2 separate regions of the Homo sapiens genome follow, and region 2 is linked to region 1. Evidence: chromatin contacts called from ENCODE Hi-C data. All regions are on one chromosome and are shown on one strand. Each heading gives the region's core, a stretch centred on a gene start or an enhancer-like site at or near the end of the contact. The rest is flanking DNA. Distances are from core to core; before and after follow the strand shown. Region 1 holds the start of SLC25A6 (solute carrier family 25 member 6). Region 2 holds the start of P2RY8 (P2Y receptor family member 8).

The links. A loop is a pair of places that touch in the nucleus more often than their neighbours do. Pooled maps may share reads with other maps.
Region 2: a loop to region 1 is called in a map of CD8-positive, alpha-beta T cell, with 11 times the contacts of the local background. The contact joins the promoter of P2RY8 here to the promoter of SLC25A6 in region 1. A Hi-C loop is called at or near these places in 8 of 168 maps with a recorded cell type or tissue (CD4-positive, alpha-beta T cell, CD4-positive, alpha-beta memory T cell, CD8-positive, alpha-beta T cell and 2 more), 33 of 37 single-sample maps with no recorded cell type and 16 of 50 pooled maps.

What each region holds. Positions count from the first base shown.
Region 1 is chrX:1,390,325-1,397,360 of GRCh38, reverse strand. SLC25A6 (solute carrier family 25 member 6) reads left to right here and starts at 5,248. Exons shown (of 4, transcript NM_001636.4): 1 at 5,248-5,462. The coding sequence starts at 5,352. It overlaps LOC124900597 (serine/arginine repetitive matrix protein 1-like), which reads right to left and starts at 5,353. Exons shown (of 5, transcript XM_011546186.2): 1 at 5,130-5,353; 2 at 4,598-5,019; 3 at 1,813-2,231; 4 at 137-989. The coding sequence starts at 5,353. The coding sequence ends at 969. LINC00106 (long intergenic non-protein coding RNA 106) reads right to left here and starts at 336. Exons shown (of 3, transcript NR_130733.1): 1 at 137-336. RefSeq lists enhancers at 4,748-5,350, 4,794-5,388, 5,389-5,984.
Region 2 is chrX:1,534,719-1,541,754 of GRCh38, reverse strand. It overlaps P2RY8 (P2Y receptor family member 8), which reads left to right and starts at 4,570. Exons shown (of 2, transcript NM_178129.5): 1 at 4,570-4,834.

The sequences.
Region 1 (7,036 bases), core at 3,999-6,498:
AGCCTCATCAGCCCTCCCCGGACCACACTTCGTACAGGCAGAGCCTCGGCAATGATTAATTACAAAAGATGTGCTGCTGCCCCCACCCGACACAGAGCCTGGCACCCCACCCCACCCCGCACAAAGCCAACCTCACCCCTGCTCTGATTCCTTCCCGGCCGTCCGATGAAGCCTGAAGTCTTCCCGTTAAAACACCTCTGCTTCTGGGCGGGGCGCGGTGGCTCACAGCTGTCATCCCGGCACTTTGGGAGGCCGAGGTGGGCGGATCACTTGAGGTCAGGAGTTTGAGACCAGCCTGCTTGGGCCTGGCACCCAGGATGTGCTTGCCAAATGCTTCTGGAATGGATGGATGGAACCCCATCTCTACTAAAAATACAAAAATCAGGCGTGGTGGTGCACACTTGCTATCCCAGCTACTTGGGAGGCTGAGGCAGAAGACATGCTTGAACCTGGGAGGCAGGGATTGCAGCGAGCCGAGATCACGCCACTGCACTCCAGCCTGGGCCACAGAGCAAGACTCCGTCTCAATAAACACACAAACAAAAAAACCCACATCTACTTCTATTATTAACCCACCTACTTTTCTGAGCCCCAAGGGGCTTTCTGGACAGATTCCAGCAGAGCGGCTGCTGGTCAGGCAGCAGTGATCTCTAAAGCTACGCAGGTAATTTTATCAGATGCTGGCAGAGAAGGGGTTCTCATGGGTGGGTACCTGGCAGGCGGATCGGGGCTCATTCCTTTCTTCTTGGTCCTTGGAGGGGCAGGGCAGTGAGAGACACAGCTCTACCCCCACTACCCAGCAGCTGTTGTCTCTCCCACTTCCAATTCCTGGGTGTGAGGCCCACCTGATCCTCCTTTCCCAAGGAGGCTGTGTGGCCCCAAAGGCCTCCCAGGTCATGCCCTAGTCAGGCATAGCAACTGTGTTGTTCCCTCCCAGATACGAGGGGCAAAGGAGTTAGTGTCCAAGGCTAAGTCCCACGTGCAGCACTCTGTATGGAAAAACAGCCCCAATTAGCAATTCATTCATCCATCCATCCATCCATCCATTCATCCATCCATCCATCTATTCATCCATCCATCATCCATTCATTCCAGAAGCATTTGCTGAGTGAGCACATCCATCTATCCATGCATCCATCCACCCACCCATTACCCATCCAATTATCCATCCATTCCAGAAGCATTTGCCGATCGAGCGCATCCATCCATCCATCCACCCATCCATTCCAGAATCATTTACCAAGCAAACACATCCATCTATCCATCCATCCACCCACTCATTGATTATCCATCTATCCATCCATTATCCATCCATCCATCCCAGAAGCATTTGCCAACAGAGTGCATCCATCCATCCACCCACCCACCCATTCATTATCCATCCATCCATTCATTCTAGAATCATTTGCCAAGCAAACATATCCATCTATCCATCTGTCCATCCACCCATTCATTATCCATCCACCCACTCATTATCCATCCATCCCAGAAGCATCCATTATTCATCCATCCACCCATTATCCATCATCCATCCACCCATTATCCATCCATCCATCCATCATCCATCCATCTATACATTATCCATCCATCTATCCATTATCCATCCATCCATCCATTATCCATCCATCCATCCATTATCCATCCACCCACCCATTACCCATCCAATTATCCATCCATTCCAGAAGCATTTGCCGATCGAGCACATCCATCCATCCACCCACCCATTCATTATCCATCCATCCATCATCCATCCATCCATCCATCTATCCATTATCCATCTATCCATTATCCATCCATCCGTTATCCACTCACCCATCCATCCATCCATCCCAGAAGCATTTGCCAAGCACATCCTGGGAGCCAGGCCCAAGCAGGCGGGCATCCTCCTGGCTCTGAGAGGAGCTTGAGCAGAGCCCACAGACAGCACCACCCTGCTGGCGGGTCACCAAGCCACCAAGCCAGTGCAGGCTGAAGGCTGAGCACACAGAGCACCGGTCTCAGTGTCTGGACATGGTTAGCCGTCCCCACCCGCATGGAAGGAAACTTCTTCTCTCCCCTAAGACAGGCTTTGCAGACTTGGAAAGGGAACGCCGTGTTGCAGGGCTCAGGCCTGGAGCCCCGGCCAGAGCAGATGCGAGCCAGCCTCATCTGGAAATAGCAGCTCTGGTCCCGGCCTCGCTGAGGCACTGAAAACCAGCACCAGGGCCCCGTCCAGCCCGGCCTCGCTGAGGCTGGGAAACAAACACAGGTCTGTAAGGCGCAGCTCCCCAGCAAACTCCCCACCCCTGCCCAGCACCCACAGCGCTCCTGGCCTCTGTCCTCTATTCCAGGACCCCTGTAGCGAGCCTGGCTTGGTCCTGGGTCCTCAGGGGACACTGTCCACCCCCGCTGCCCTGGCAGAGCCTCAGGAATGTGCTTGGTCTCCACAGCCCTCCCCACAGCAATGTCCCAAGGTTAGACCTACCCATGCCTCAGTGACTTCTGAGACACCCGTCCCGCCGCCCAGCAGCCACTCCAGCCTCCAGAGCTGGCCCCAACCTCCAGCCCCAGGCTGAGCCGCCCTCCCCAGAGGTCAGGAAAAGCCTCAGGCAGGGCTCACAGCTGCACCCAGGAGTCACCCAGGGTGACCCCGCTCTCTGGGGCGGGTCACTCCTGCCCACCCACAGCCGGGGACTGTCATTTTCTCAGTACACAAAGGAGAGAAAGGAAAAACAAGAGCGAGAAAGACACAGGGAGAGAAAAGGAAGAGAGAAGGAAAGAAAAAAGAAAGACACAGGGAAAGAAGAGGAAAGAAAAGAAGGGAGGAAGGAGGGAGAGTGGGAGGAGAGGGAAAGAAAGGGAGAGACAGGGAAAGGCAGGAAAGGGAGAGATGGGGAAAGGCAGGAAAGAGAGAGGCAGGGAAAGGCAGGAAAGAAAGGGAGAGACAGGGAAAGGCAGGAAACGCAAGGAAGCAATGGGAAGGGAAAGAAGTGAAAAGGAAGGCGGGGAGGGAGGGACGGGAGAAAGGGAGGAAAAGAGCAAAGGAGACAGGGAGACAGGAAAGAAAAAGGGGAGGGAGGCAAACGGGGAACGGGAGAAAAAGAAAGGAAGGGAGAGGGAATGATGGAGAAAAACAGGAGGGAGGGAGGAGAGAAGAAAAAGGAAAAGGAGGGAGGAGAGAGGAAAGAGGCAGGGAGGTAGGATAGAAAAAGACGGAGGAGAGAAGAAAAAAGAAAAGGAGGCGGGACGCAGTGGCGCACGACTGTAATCCAGCACTTTGGGAGGCCGAGGTGGGCGGATCACCTGAGGTCAGGAGTTCAAGACCAGCCTGGCCAACATGGTGAAACGCCATCTGTCCTTAAAAAAAAAAATAGCCGGGTGGGGTGGCTGGCACCTGTAATCCCAGCTACTTGGGAAGTTGAGGCACAAGAATCTCTAGAACCTGAGAGGCAGAGGTTGCAGTGAGCTGAGATCACGCCACTGCACTCCAGCCTCGGTGACAGAACAAGTCTCCATCTCAAAAAAAAAAAAGGAAAACAGGGAGAAAGGGAGAAACAGAGAGGAAGGAAAGAACAAGACAGGAAAGAATAAAAGGAAGAAGAAAAAGAGAGGCAAAGGGAGAGAGGAAAAATGAAAAAAAAATTAAAAAATGGAAAAGAGACAGCTAGGCGTGGTGGCTCACACACCTGTCATCCCAGCACTTTGGGAAGCCGAAGTGGGCGGATCCCCTGAAGTCCGGAGTTCGAGACCAGCCTGACCAACATGGCGAAACCCCGTCTCTACTAAAAATATAAAATTAGCTGGGCGCGGTGGCGCATGCCTGTCATTCCAGCTACTTGGGAGGCTGAGGCAGGAGAATCGCTTGAACCCGGGAGGCGGAGCTTGCACTCCAGCTTGGGCAACAAGAGCGAAACTCTGTCTCAAAAGAAAAAAAAAACGGAAAAGAGAGAGGGGAGAAAGGGACGAGAGGAAGGGAGACAGGAAATAAAGAGGAAAAGGAAAAGAGAGGGAAGGAGGGAAAGGCAGAAAAGGGAGGAAGGGAAGGAAAGAGGAAAAGGGAAGGAGAGACGGAAAGAGGGAGAAAAAAGAGGGAGGGAGCAAAGAAAAAACAGAGGAAGGGCGGAGGGAGAAAAGCAGAAAAAGGAAGGAAAAAAATGAAAAAGAGGGAAGAAACGTAGCAAGAAAGGAAGGAGAAAGGGAGAGAGAAATGAAAGAAAAAGGGAGGGAGGGAAACGAAGGCAGAGACGGAAAGACGGAGAAAAAGGAGGGAGGCGGGAAAGCAGCAAAAAGCAAAGGCAAGCAGGGAAGGAAGAGACGGGGAGAAAAGGGCGGGCGGGAGAGAGCCGGGAAGGGAGAGGAGGCGGGAGGAGGGAGGAGGGAGGCGGGAGGGAGGGAGGAGGGAGGCGGGAGGGAGGGAGGGAGGGAGGGAGGAAGGGCGGAGTGGGAGGTCGCGAAGGAGGACCCCGGCCGCAGCCCCCGCCGGGCAGACACGGGCACAGACACGGGGAAATAGGGGAGCCCGGGCGGGTGGGCGCGGCCCACGGAACCCCCAGCCCCGGCGCGGAGGGCACCGCGGGGTCAAAGAACGGAGGCCCAGAGAGATCCCCCCCCCACCAACCTAGGCCGGGCGCGGAGGGCGGCGCGGAGTCACGGATCGGCAGCGGGACTGAGCCGCGCCCACGTGGAAGCCGCCGCAGGCTTCGCGCGGGGCCCCCCGGGTGCACGCGGGCAGGGGCCGGGGTCTCCCGACGCACGACCCCGGAGAGTGTTGAAAGGGTCGGAGCTGCCCGGAGGTCAAGGGTCAAGGGTCGGGGGTCGGGGCACCACATGTCGCACATCCCGGCGGGGTCGCCGCGGCCTCCGGGAGAAAGCGGACGACGCACTCGGAGCGAACTGGGCATCAGGGTGGGCTTCTGACTCCGCAGCTGCCCTCCCGCCCGCTCGGGTACTGGCAGCGGCCTGACCTTCACAAGGTCAAGGCTGCCGCGGAACCCCCAGCGGCCCCTACGGCGCATGGGCGGGGCCTGGCTCCCGGCATACCTAGGGGTGCGGGGCGGGACGTCTCCGGGGAGCGCAGCCAATGGGCGCGGTTCGCTGGAGTGCGGGGCGGGACGCAGCGGGATTCCCGGCAGCCCTCAGAGGCGAGGCACGCAGGCTGGTGTGGGGCGGGGCCTGGCGGCGCAGCCAATGAGCGCGGCGCGAGGAGGCGCGGGGGCGGAGAGTGGGCGTGGCGTCGGCGTCTTAGCGGCTGCGCGGTGGCTGCTCCGTCCTTTCGGTCCAGGCGGCGGCAGGGCTGAGCCAGCGACGCCCTCCATTCACTCTCCGCGCCCGTTCTCCGGCTGTCCTCCCGTTCCGCTGCCCGCCCTGCCACCATGACGGAACAGGCCATCTCCTTCGCCAAAGACTTCTTGGCCGGAGGCATCGCCGCCGCCATCTCCAAGACGGCCGTGGCTCCGATCGAGCGGGTCAAGCTGCTGCTGCAGGTGGGGACGCGGGCGCGGCCGCTCCGGGGACTAGGGGACGGGAACCGAGTGGCCGGGTCGGGCGGGGACGTGGGCAGCAGAGCCTTGCAGGCGGGCGCCGGAAGTGGAAGGCCGCGATCGCTTTGTCCACGCGCCGCCGGCTTCCGGGGGCCGCGTCACGTGACCGCTGCTGCAGGGCGTGGCGACGTCCACGCGTGCGCACTGGGCCCGGCGGGCGGGGGGAAATGCGGCACGGATTGGAGGGCGCATGCGCGCTGAGCAGGGCCCATGGACGGACCCTGCGGCTGGCGGGCCTTGACCTTGAGCTCAATCCTGCGGGTCCCCCGGCTGGGACCAACCCTTCCGGTGGATGCCTGGCAGGTGTCTGCTCTTGCTCCCTCCACCGTGAAGGGTAATTCTAAGGCCAATAGGGCAACGAGCCTGCCCGCAGGTGTCCTGGAATAACCAGGATATGGTTATTGGTGGTTCTTACCCCCTTCTTAGCTCATTTGTGCAATTCTGATCCAGAGCAATGCATTTTTTGTCTTTTGGGAGAGGCTTATAGAAAGTAGCATGATGCCTAGGAACATTGCCGCCAGGACGTCCTTGCTAACGTTGTACTCCGAGTGACAGCTCGGTGATGGGAATGAATAGGCTTGGCTGCAAGGACAGGTCACGCCCGCGATCCCAGCGCTTTTGAGAGGCCCGGGGAGTATTGCTTGAGGCCAGGAGTTTGAGAGCAGCCGGGGCCACACAGCAAGACCTCACCTCAAAAAAAATTATTTTAACTTAACGAAGCAGGACGTCCCAGTGCATTGAGAGGCCCGGAGAGGATCGCGTGAGCTCAGGAGTTTGAGACCAGCCTGGGCAACAGAGCAAGACCGCATCTCTAAGATAATTTTTTAAACCTAGTACAGGGTGGCGTGTCCCGGGAGTTTGAGACCAGCCAGGACAACATAGCAAGACCCCATCTCTAAGAAAATTTTTAAAACTTAGCAGGCGGGGTGTCCCCGCACTTTGAGAGGCCCAGGGAGGATCGCCTGAGCTCAGGAGTTTGAGACCAGCCAGGGCAACATAGCAAGACCCCGTCTCTAAGAAAAAGTTTTAAACTTAGCAGGGCGGGGTGTCCCAGCACTCGGAGAGGCCCAGGGAGGATCGTTTGAGCCCAGGAGTTTGAGACCAGCCAGGGCAACGTAGCAAGACCCCGTCTCTAAGAAAATTTTTTAAACTTAGCAGGGCGGGGTGTCCCAGCACTTGGAGAGGCCCAGGGAGGATCGTTTGAGACCAGCCAGAGTAACATAGCAAGACCCCACATCTTAAAAAAACCTTTTTTTTTTTTTTTGAGATGGAGTCTCTCCCTGTCGCCCAGGCTGGAGTGCAGTGGCACGATCTCGGCTCACTGTAGCCTCCGCCTCCTGGGTTCACGCCATTCTGCCTCAGCCTCCCTAGCAGGCACCTGCCACCACACCTTGCTAATGTTCTGTATTTTTAGTAGAGACAGGGTTTCACCGTGTTAGGATGCTCTTGATCTCCTGACGTCGTGATCCACCCACCTCAGCCTCCCAAAGTGCTGAGATTACAGGCATGAGCCACTG
Region 2 (7,036 bases), core at 3,321-5,820, 150 kb before region 1:
GAGACAGGAGAATGGCTAGAACCCTGGAGATGGAGGTTGCAGTGAGCCAAGATTGTGCCACTGTACTCCAGCCTGGGCGACAGAGTGAGACTCTGTCTCAAAAAAAAAAAAAAAATTAGCCAGGTGTGGCAGAGTATGCTCCCATAGTCCCAGCTACTCAGGAGGCTGAGGAAGGAGGATTGCTTGAGGCCAGGAGTTGGAGGCTACAGTGAATTATGATCGCACCACTGCACTCCAGCCTGAGTGAGACAGACTGAATAAAGAAAGAAATGCAAATTATTCTCGACTTCTATATCTGTGAATTCCTCCACACACTAACATTTATTTGGAACCCCAAAACCAAGACTCATGACGATTTTGCAAACGTTCAAAAACAGATACACAGTGGTGAAAAATGGGGGCCTTCCGGGATCAGCTCATCCTTTTGGGGGTATACTGAGTGCCAGGTATTTTTACATTTTTGTGCATTTTGTTGGCGATTTCTGTTTCAAAAGCCCCAGAAGCTGCAAAGCTGCCTAGCATCCGTAAGCCCATGAAGACTGCAGCGCGTCTTCTGGAGAAAATAGGTGTGTTAGAGACGCTTTGCCCAGGCATGAATTATAATGCCGTTGGCTGTGAGTTCAATGTGACTGCGTCCACAATATCGACTCCATACGGCTTTTTAAACAGAAACACACGTAAAATAAGGTTATGTATGGATCAGCTGTGAAAAATTTGGGGACCAGAGGTACAAAAGCTACAGGCGTCTAAGTGTGGACTTTTTGCAGGACGGTTTGTATTTGTTAACTCAGCGTTTGCTCCGACTTTATGGACCACGTCTACCATGAAGAAGGAGGGACCACTGTAATCCTGAAGACAAACACTTCACAAACTGATGAATAGACTCTGCCTTTGATTTTCTTTCCTTTTTTTTTTTTTTTTTTTTTTTTTTTTTTGAGACAGAGTCTCACTCTGACGCCCAGGCTGGAGTGCAGTGGCATGATCTCGGCTCACTGCAATCTCTGCCTCCCGGGTTCAAGCAATTCTCCTGCCTCAGCGTTCCGAGTTGCTGAGACTACAGGCATATGCCACCACGCCTGGTTAATTTTTGTATTTTTGGTAGAGACTGCAACCTCCACTTCCCGGGTTCAAGCGATTCTCCTGCCTTAGCCTCTCTAGTAGCTGAGATTACAGGTGTCTGTGACCATACCCGGCTAATTTTTGTATTTTTAGTACAGACAGTATTTCACCATGTTGGCCAGGCTGGTCTTGAACTCCTGACCTCAGGTGATCCGCCCACCTCGGCCTCCCAAAGTCCTGGGATTATAGGCATGAGCCACTGTGCCCAGCCTTTACTTTATTTTAGATTCCGGGGGTACATGTGCAGGTTTGTTACAAGGGTATCTTGTGTGATGCTGAGATTTTGGGTATGAATGATCTCATGACCTAGCTACTGAGTTTAGCACCCAGTAGGTAGTTTTTCAGCCCTTCATCTCCCTCCCTCCCCACTCTAGGAGTCTGTAACGCCTCTTCTTCCCATCTTTTTTTTTTTTTTTGAGACAGAATTTTCACTCCTGTTGCCCAGGCTGGAGTGCAGTGGTGCGATCTTGGCTCACTGCAACCTCCACCTCCAGGGTTCAAGCGATTCTCCTGCCTCAGCCTCCTGAGTAGCTGGGATTACAGGCATGTGCCACCATGCTCGAGTAATTTTTGTACTTTTAGTAGCGACTGCAACCTCCTCTTCCCGGGTTCAAGCGATTCTCCTGCCTCAGCCTCCCGAGTAGCTGAGATTACAGGTGTCTGTGACCATGCCCAGCTAATTTTTGTGTTTTTAGTACAGACAGGGTTTCATCATGTTGGTCAGGCTGGTCTCAAACTCCTCACCTCAGGTGATCCACCCACCTCGGCCTCCCACAGTGCTGGGATTACAGGCATGAGCCACCACGCCTGGCCTGTTGTTCCCATCTTTATGTCCATGAGTACCCTGTGTTTACCTCCTGCTTATAAGTGAGAACATGCGGTATTTGGCTTTCTGTCTCTGTATTAATTTACTTTGGAGAATGGCCTCCGGCTGGATCCAAGTTGCTGCAAAGGACATGATTTCATTCTTTTTCACAGCTTTGTACTATTCCATGGTGTCTATGTACCCCATTTTATTATTTTTTATTTTTATTTGTTTATTTATTTATTTTTTGAGACAGAGTTTCGCTCTTGTTGCCCAGGCTGGGGTGCAGCGGCATGATCTCGGCTCACTGCAACCTCCGCCTCCCGGGTTCAAGCGATCCTCCTGACTCAGTCTCCCAAATAGCTGGGATTACAGGTGTCTTTCACCACGCCAAGATTATTTTTTGTATTTTTAGTAGAGAGGGGGTTTCTCCATGTTGACCAGTCTGGTCTCGAACTCCTGACCTCAGGTGATCCACCTGCCTCGGCCTCCCAGACTGCTGGGATTACAGGCGTGAGCCTCTGCACCCGCCGGTCACGTACCCTATTTTCTTTATCCGATGCATGGTGGATAAGCACCTGGGTTGACTCTGTGTCTTTGCTATGGTGAATAGTGCTGTGATGAACTGTGAGTGTGGATGTCCTTTTACAGAACGATTTCCTTAATAAGGTGTTTTCAAACAGAAACACACATAATATAAAGCTACTTATTGATCTGTTGAAGAAAACACTGTGACCAGGGGCCTGAAGGATTCTTTTGATTTTTTTTTTTTTTTTTTTTGAGACAGGGTCTCTCTCTGTTGCCCAGGCTGGAGTGCAGTGGCATGATCTCGGCTCTCTGCAACCTCTGCCTCTCTGGTTCAAGTCATTCTCTTGCCTCAGCCTCCCCAGTAGCTGGAACTACAGGCCCCCACCATCACACCCAGCTAATTTTTGTATTTTTAGTAGAGACAGGGTTTCGCCATGTTGGCCAGGCTAGTCTTGAACTGCTGATCTCAAGTGATCCACCCGCCTTGGCCTCCCAAAGTGCTGGGATTATAGGCGTGAGCCACCAGGCCTGGCCTTTTTTTTTTTTTTTTTTTGAGACAGTCTCACTCTGTCACCCAGGCTGGGGTACAATGGCCCAATCTGGGCTCACTGCCACCTCCACCTCCTAGGTTCACATGCTTCTCCTGCCTCAGCCTCCCCAGTAGCTGGGATTACAGGCGTCCACCACCACGCCTAGCTAATTTTTGTATTTTTAAGGGACAGGTTTCGCTATGTTGGCCAGGCTGGTCTCGAACTCCTGACCTCAAGTGATCCGGCCCACCTTGGCACCTCAAAGTGCTGGGAATACAGGTGTGAGCCACCAGGCCTCGACTTTTTTTTTTTTTTTGAGACAGTCTCACTCTGTTACCCAGGCTGGAGTGCAATGGCCTGATCTTGGCTCACTGCAACCTCCAGCTCCCGGGTTCAAGTGATTCTCCTGCCTCAGCCTCCCCAGTAGCTAGGATTACAGGCATCCACCACCATGCCCAGCTAATTTTTGTATTTTTAGTAGGGACGGGATTTCGCTATGTTGGCCAGGCTGGTCTCGAACTCCTGACCTCAAGTGATCCACCCGCCTTGGCCTCCCAAAGTGCTGGGATTATAGGCGTGAGCCAGCAGGCCTGGTCTTTTTGTTTGTTTGTTTGTTTTTTGGGACAGTCTCACTGTCACCCAGACTGGAGTGCAATGGCCTGATCTTGGCTCACTGCAACCTCCACCTCCCAGGTTCAAGTGATTCTCCTGCCTCAGCCTCCCCAGTAGCTGGGACTACAGGTGTCCACCACCACACCCAGCTAATTTTTGTGTTTTTAGTAGGGACGGGATTTCGCCATGTTGGCCAGGCTGGTCTCAAACTCCTGACCTGAAGTGATCCACCCGCCTTGGCCTCCCAAAGTGCTGGGACTACAGGCGTGAGCCACCACACCCAGCCTGGCTTGAGGGATTGATTCTACCATGTCTTTTCCCTGAGCAGTGGTTCAATATTCATTCATTCTTTCTCAGTGACAGATCCTTCCCTCTCAACCTCCTCCCACGAGTGACAAGAACCAACCGTTGCTCCTCACAAGCAAGGATACCAGAGCTCGGAAACCTGGTTCTCATTCCTGAAACTGGCCGATCCCCCATGGGATGTTGAGGATATGAGCCTGCAGCGCCCGTGACCAACTGTGAGAGCCGGAATGATCAGTGCCCAAGGTCTGTTCGCTTGTCACAGTCTGGCTGTGTACCAAGAGATGTCGCAATGAGCACAGCTTTAGAGTCTAAAAGGAAACGTGTTCTGTTCTTTCTTTGTTTTGTTTTGTTATTTCAGAAGAAACAGGAATCGGTTCTGGAGCATGCCACGGCTCTTCACTGCTGGTTACAAAATTTAGAAAAATCATTCTCCCTCTTTTCCTCACTCTCAGGGTTCTCTTAAGAGTAGGGCCCCCTGCGAGCCAGTGATAGGGAGGTGGGCGGTTAACGGTGCTGCCCAGAGACACAGCGACGTTACTCCAGTGGGCTCAGCCCTGCACATGAGTGTTCAGACAGTTACAGAGGAAATGTCACAACACACTTCCTTTCCACCTAAGCCTGAGTCGCAACCGTGGTGGTGCGCTGGGAGGTGGAGTTTGCAGAATTTGCATTCGGAGACAGTCGTGCCAGCCGGTGGGCCACCCAGCGAAGCGGCCGCCTTTGCAAGGTTGCTGGACAGATGGAACTGGAAGGGCAGCCGTCTGCCGCCCACGAACACCTTCTCAAGCACTTTGAGTGACCACGGCTTGCAAGCTGGTGGCTGGCCCCCCGAGTCCCGGGCTCTGAGGCACGGCCGTCGACTTAAGCGTTGCATCCTGTTACCTGGAGACCCTCTGAGCTCTCACCTGCTACTTCTGCCGCTGCTTCTGCACAGGTGAGCCGCCGAGCTGGACTTTTATGCTTGTCCTGCACTGTCAAGGGAGAAGACAGGGTCGCTGGGAGGGTCCGTGTACGGTGAGAACATGGGGGAAGACGGTGCAAACTCCATGAGGCGTGTTCTCCTCACGCTAGAGCAGACCAGGAGTGCAAATTTCCTGGGAGGAAGACTTTGCACAGCCGCTTCGTCACTTAGGGGAGAAATGCTCAAATTTTCCAGGGCTGCAAGCCACCCTTCCTTTAATAACTCATTCCATGAACTTTCAGAGGCCGAGGTGGGCGGATCACGAGGTCAGGAGTTCGAGACCATCCTGGCTAACACGGTGAAACCCCGTCTCTACTAAAAATACAAAAATTAGCCAGGCGTGGTGGCAGGTGCCTGTAATCCCAGCACTTTGGGGGACCGAGGTGGGTGGATCATCTGAGGTCAGGAGTTCGAGACCATCCTGGCTAACACGGTGAAACCCCGTCTCTACTAAAAATACAAAAATTAGCTGGGCTTGGTGGTGGGCGCCTGCGGTCCCAGCTACTCGGGAGGCTGAGGCAGGAGAATGGCATGATCCCTGGAGGTGGAGCTTGCAGTGAGCAGAGATCACGCCACTGCACTCCAGCCTGGGCGACAGAGCGAGACTCTGTTTAGAAAAAAAAAAACAAAAAAAAACTCATTCCATGAAATGCGCCTCTCTTGAGGTTAACCTTAGAGAGGGTAAGCAGCTGCGGCTGCTGCACGTAACCCATTTACGCCTGAGATTGCAGTTTTTTCAATGTTTGCAATGAGACCTTGGCGATGACCTTGAGCCGTGGGATATAAATAACTCCCAAATGCTTAGCGTTCCAATAATGGAAGAGTAAGCATAAATTAAACGGGTTTTAAAGCCCTATGGGTGCCTGGATGAGCACGGTGGCCCCTCGTCACCCCCTCGGTGCCAGGGAGACCCCAGACCCGGGTCTCACGGCCACCTCAGACCTCATTTGTACAGGTCCGCTTAGAAACCCCAATTCCTTGGGTCTTGTCAGATCTGTCCCCTAAAAAGCTGAGAAAAGGCAGAGGGAGCTGCTCTGGGAATTTCAGGCCACACACAACAAGGCCTGCTGTGGCGCTTTAGGTCCCATTTCTATAAAGGGGAACCATGGTCACGTGGCTCTGTTCCCAAAAAGAAAAGGGTTTGTGTGTGTGTGTGTGTGTGTGTCTGTGTGTGTGTCTGTGTGTGTGTGTGTGTGTGTGGTTGTTTCTTCCCATGTTGTTATCTTTACGTAACGTGGATGAGAAGTCTGAAGCGCGAGAGCCCTAAGTGAAAACCGCTGAGGAGCTGAAGCCCGTGGGGAAGCAGGTGCACCTGACTGCGCCGTTCAATCTCTCCTTCCCGTTCCGTTCCTCCTTGCATAGCCCACTTGACTTTGGCAAGCAGCGCCAGATAGTAGCATATTTTGTGTTTACGGCGGTGACAGACGCCTGTAATCCCAGCACTTTGGGAGGCCGAGGTGGGTGGATCACTTGAGGTCAGGGGTTTGAGACCAGCCTGGCCAACATAGTGAAACCCCGTCTCTACTAAAAATACCAAAATTAGCCGAGTGTGGCGGCGGGCACCTGTCATCCCAGTTACTCGGCACGCTAAGGCAGCAGAATCACTTGAACCCAGGAGGCGGAGGTTGCGGTGAGCCAAGATCGCGCCACTGCACTCCAGCCTGGGTGACAGAGTGAGACTCTGTCTCAAAAAAAAAAAAAAAAAAAAAGGAATTATCCCACATTGGAAAAGCAGTACTTTCATTTAGGCACTGCCAGACAGGTGCCAGCGTCCTACGTGCACCAGGATGCTGCCCCTTTTCCCAAATATTGGCCTCCCCCACCCCACAAGAGGACAATTAGGTCAGAGGCTGAGAGAGGCGTGCATGGGACGTACGGGACGGTGGGCAACCCTGTGTTTGTAAAAGCACATGCTTTTCAGATGCCTTCTGCCAGGTCCCCGCCTGGCTGCACCATTCAGACTGACCAACCTTGGGGTGGGTGGGAGAGGTGAGGTCCCCTTGGAGAACCACAGAGACGCTCCCTCCCTCCAACCCTACCCACACTGCAGTTCTGAGTTTGTCCCTTAAAGTTCCAGGGAAGAAGCGATGGCTTAGGATTAACAACAGCAGGGTAGCTGTTGCCAGTGGTGCATACGTACAGCCCTGCGCTTGGAGAGGCCCTTTCCCCGGGCAG